2 separate regions of the Mus musculus genome follow, and region 2 is linked to region 1. The links are chromatin loops, found by intact Hi-C in ENCODE. Cell type or tissue: left cerebral cortex. All regions are shown on one strand. Region 1 overlaps Trim35 (tripartite motif-containing 35). Region 2 holds the start of Esco2 (establishment of sister chromatid cohesion N-acetyltransferase 2).

Region 1 (2,500 bases):
ATACCTGTAGTCTCAGCTCTGGATCCCTGGAGTTCAATGGCCAAACCTAGCTCAAAATGGAGATTCAGATCTAGTGTGAGGCCCGGTGTCAAAATTTAACGAGAGAGAGATCAAGGAAAGGCTGACCTTGCCTACCTCTAGCCCCTGCATACATACACACACCACAACCCCATTAACACACACACACACACACACACACACACACACACACACACAAAGTGTGTCTATGCAAACCTGTGACCACTGTACTCGAGGACTTCCTCTGGTCCCTCTGAGCATTCAGGTTTTTTTCTTGAGCTCTGGATTGATCCGCTATGACATGTTCCAAAATCTTGTCACCCTTCCTTCCATCAGGTCCCACTGCATCAGGACAAAGTCCCAGCTCATCACCATCCCCCTCAGTGTCCCATGAATGTGTCTGCCCCGCCGTAGTGATAGAAAAACGAACACACACAACCTTTATTACTTTTGCAGGACTGTGAACCACAAACCCAACAGGACAACCAGAGAAAAGAATTCTTCATTTTGCTGCTCTGAAAGTGTCAGCTTTGTCCCTCACAGGGGTGGGAGTATGGGGGGGGGGGGACCAGAGGTGGCCAAGAAGCAGAGATAGGAGCTTTAGGACACAGCCTCCAAGAACAGTTCCACAAACTGCCTTCCTCAAGCTAGGCCCTGTCTCCTACCTTACCTAACCTCCTCAGGAGGCCATCAAGTGATGAACCAGGATTCACTCACAGGGTCAGGGTCCCATTCTTGGAACACTTGCAGGCACTCAAGAAGTTGTACTTTACTGCCACAGTCAAGATTAACCCTCATACAGCTTCAGGGGTTCTGTGGACAGTAAATTTTGTTAATACTTCAGGGCACCTAACACAGAGTAAGAAATCCTCAGAGATTATTGCTGCTGGGTTATCAACACGGAGGCCAAAGGGATCTTTCTAAGCACCCACCTCTGGGATTCCTGAGGGTACCCGGCAGGGCCAAGCTTAGTCAATCTCACCATTCTTACCTGACAGTGGGTCATTCCTATGCTGCCTGCTCCCTTAACAAGCCATACCCATCTCCAACCACACTGAACCAGCTTATCTAATGACTGCCTCACCAACTCCTCTGAAATGTCGACTACTGCAAACAGTGTTCTTGTTTGGTTTCTGCTGCCATGACAACCAAAAAGCAACTCTGGGAAGAAAGGGTCTATTACAGCTTATATTTCCTAGTCATACTCCACCACTGAGGGATATCAGGGCAGGAAATCAAGCAAAACTAATGTAGAAATTATGGAAATAATGGAGGTATGCTGTCTATAAGACATCCCCTCTGATTGGTATGGAAGAGCCCACGTTGGCCTTACACTACCCAGGCAGGACCAATGTACTGGGCCCTCCCACACCCATCACCAATCTAGACAATCTCTCTGACTGGCTGATCCATTTGAGGCAATCCTTCAACTGAAATCCCCTCAGACGACCCTAGGCTGTGTCAAGATGAAATTGAGTAGAACAGGGGGGCTGTCTTGCGGACTTAAGCAGCCGCAATATCTAGAACAGGGTGTGAGAATCAAAGAGGTTCTTAGGATGTTTATTTCACACATGAATACATCATGAAGAGGCCACACTGCATCTGGCTGAGCACACAGCCTGAGGACTCCTGGGATCTTTCAGATCAGCCCCACTCCCTGCTCTTCAAGGCTCACTCACACTGAGCACCCACTGGCTTTGCACCACCATTCTAAGATGCAGAATAAGACTTCAGCCTTCTGGCCTCACCTGGTGTCCAAAGCTTCCTCTCTTCTAGAATCTTCTATATGCTGCAGCATCTTCTTGCAAAAACCTCCCCTCACCTCCTTCACCTGGTTAATGCCTCTAGGTTCTTTAGATTTTTGCTAGAAGCTCCCAGAGAGTGGGAATTATTACCACCTATCTCACTTCCAGTGTCCCTCGGACCTCCTAATCAAAACGAGGCAGCCAGCAAGAACAGAAGGCAGTCTCCAGGCCCACACGCTCTCTGTCCCCTGGATCACAGGCCTTCGGTTGATGTTTTACCCCATTCTGAGGACACCACCCATGCTAATCAGTACCTTTGCTAGCCCAGGGGAATTCGAACCAGGACCTAAACTTCTAGGCTGTCTATTTCAGCTATGCCAAATAAGAGATCTAGCACTAATGAACGAGGGAACAGGCACTATGAACCACTGCTGAGCTAATATGATGGATAACTGGAGGAACGTGGATGTAGACAGCACCCATCTGCTCTGCTTCCAATCTGTATGGAGCTGCCATCAACTGCTGATTCTCAAAAAAAGACATTTCACCAAGTGGAGAAAGGGCGTCTGAAGATCAGGCCCAGTGGGCTCTTACAGTACCTCCTTTTCACTATGTCAGGCTTCCTAGTGGCTAACCCTGGGCCCTCCCAACTGTGGGTCTGACCCGTGTGTTAGTGGCTGATGAAACAAATTTAGCTGTTTCAGTACATCAATGACTTTAAACGAGAAAAGTAACAA
Region 2 (2,500 bases), 470 kb after region 1:
CTTTGGGCTATTTGACATACATTACGTGACTCACAGGTCTCAAGTTTTATTTCCTTTCAACATTTGTCTGAGACTTCTAGACACTAATAACTCCTTAAAAGCCTGTGAGTGTTTTAAGAACATTTCTGCTTGCCAAAAGACACTTGATTGGAGTTGGAGTGCCACAGGCCTTCCCTGTAAATAGTGATTGTGTTCAGGCCTTCGTTTTCATTTTCTGTAAATGAGGAATGATAATACAAACTTCATAGGTTGTGTAAGGAGTACGTGAAATAAAACATGTAAAGGATCCAGCTCAAGAGATTGGGCTCAGCTATTAAGAACACAGACTACTCTTGCAGAGGACCTGAGGTCAATTCCTTGTATCCACATTTGGTGACCTATAACTGTCTAAACTTGATCCAGGGAATTCAACTCCTCTGACCTATGCTGGTATCTCCATTCACATACACATACTCACTTGCAGGCATGCACATAGTCAAAAAATAAATAAAATCTTTAAAAATATATAAAGTAACCAAATTTAGCAAACATTCACACCATAATTTGAATAATAAAATAGTAAAATGGAAACTGAAAATCTCACTTTTTTTTCTAAAACGCAAAACCAACAATAGGGCTTCAAATATGAAAAATAAGAGCCTCCAGTATCTTGGGGATGTCACTTTTCGTTAGCTGTTTGCACCAAACTGCCTCAGAATTTAACTTCCAATTCAGCTGAGCCATAAACTACAATTCCCAGAATGCACTGTTACGGGCGTCGGTCTGAAGCCTGAAGTTATTGCAGGATTTCAGGAGGTGTGCCTTCCTTCTTCCCCAACTCCTCCCCCCAACTCCCTCCCCCTGACCAGCTTTGCCTCTCAAGGGCGGGAGAATCTCGGAGACCTCCTCGCCGGAGGGCGGGGCAATGACTAGCGAGAAGCCAATCGCGGCGCAGGCTCTAGGAAGCGCCTGAGCAGTGACGAATCAGTACGCAGCAGCGTTGGTCTCAAGTAGCGCGCGTGAATTTGAACACACTGGCGGAGCGCCGGGTTCCTGTGAGCAAGGTCGTAAGCTTGCTGAGGTGCAGAGGGGTCATTTCGTGCGGTACCCCCGCAGGCGTGGACGCCGGTCCAGAAGGAGACTGAGGAACGAAGGTAACGTCAAGGGGCAAGGGCCTTGAACGTAGCCCGCTGCCTGCTCCTCCCGCGGGGCTCCCGCTCTGGGTGCCAGCGTCTCTCACGCAGGCAAGGAGAGGGCTTCCCTGTTGCCCCGTAGACGCTCGGGTTGGCTTAGAGGTCGCGCTTGTGGAGTTCTGTGGGACTGACATACCCTTTCCGAAGGAAGGGGAAAGGAAGGAAAGAACATTCTAGAATTATCTCCCTAAGGGACGCGGCTTGACTTTAGCAAGCTGCCTAGTGAGGTGAGGGAGCCCCGCCGGGACCCGTGGGGAGGACTTGTCCCACCCATATTACCTCGCTCAGACCTCCAGGAAGGGTGTGAGCAATCTCTGCCTTCCCTGAACGTGCAGGCTGTGAAGATGACTGGCTGGTCAGTCAGAAAGTGTGCTAAGTGGAATATGGAGGAGCCATGGAAGGAGGCTAGTGCCAAAGGCCTACCAGGAGTGCCAAAACTTGATGTGACTGGTTTAATTAAAGGGAAGTGTACCCCAATTAGGGTTCCACCCGGCCTCGTTAGTAGGATCACCTTTCATCACTCTCATCTACTGTAGCGCAGTATTTCCCCAACCCACCCTCCTTCCCTTTTATCACTGTTTACTTCTCTAATACATAGCTTACTGCTTTGCTTTTTTTTTTTTGAGACCCCCTGTACCCCAGGCTTGCCTCAAACTCAGGGTCCCTTTGCCTATGCCTCCCATTTTGCACCGTCACACCTGACTAGGTTTTGTTTGTCTTTCTGTGGTTGGTTCGTTGTTGTTTTTCTTAATCTGTTTCTTGGAACCAAGCCTGGTGACTTAGCTTGTGATTCCAGTTCTGGAAAGCTCAAGAGTTCAAGTTTATCCTTGGCGACAGAGTGAATGAGTTTGAATTTGAGGCTAAGCTCTGCTATGTGAAGCACTATCTCAAAAAGCAATGTTCCCTTGGGTATTTATTTGCAGTCACTTATTTAGAATCAAGATTTATAAACAATTTTGACATGGTGCGTTTTCTATCCTTTTGGTGACTTTATTATAACTGACATATTTGCTGCCTTTAGGAATTTAACTAAGATGATGGCAACTTGTACTCCAAGAAAGAGGAAGCGATATACACTGAATGCTGATAATGATGATAGGTAAGTCTTAACCTGTATGTATGAACTCTTTTAAATATGAAAAAATCCAGTCTTGCCAGTGTCTATTACAGAAAATTTATCATAGGGTATTTTAGTAGCTAATCGGGAAAAATACATGGAGAATATTTTTAACAGATGAGCCATCATCCCTCCAGCCCTTTGGTGATTTGTTTATTTGAAACAGTCTTAATTATTTATACCTGGTTGGCCTCAAGCTAATTGAGATCTT

What was found. A loop is a pair of places that touch in the nucleus more often than their neighbours do. Peaks named below come from ENCODE experiments on the same cell type or tissue, not always from the same donor. Only the 100,000 strongest peaks of a DNase experiment are listed, where the experiment ranks them.
Region 2: a loop joins it to region 1, with 2.9 times the contacts of the local background. A loop is called at or near these places in 2 of 42 quality-filtered maps.

The regions. Positions count from the first base shown.
Region 1 is chr14:66,298,285-66,300,784 of GRCm38, reverse strand. All of the region lies in intron 1 of Trim35 (tripartite motif-containing 35), which reads right to left. Among named protein-coding and RNA genes, the nearest start is that of 1700001G11Rik, 2.4 kb to the right of the region's middle. In left cerebral cortex, no CTCF peak of the experiment used is centred here; DNase peaks (open chromatin) are centred at 1,060 and 2,158; H3K4me3 peaks cover 1,750 bases; H3K27ac peaks cover 1,544 bases.
Region 2 is chr14:65,832,435-65,834,934 of GRCm38, reverse strand. It overlaps Esco2 (establishment of sister chromatid cohesion N-acetyltransferase 2), which reads left to right and starts at 966. Exons shown (of 11, transcript NM_028039.2): 1 at 966-1,133; 2 at 2,194-2,271. The coding sequence starts at 2,207. In left cerebral cortex, a CTCF peak has its summit at 1,021; a DNase peak (open chromatin) is centred at 885; H3K4me3 peaks cover 574 bases.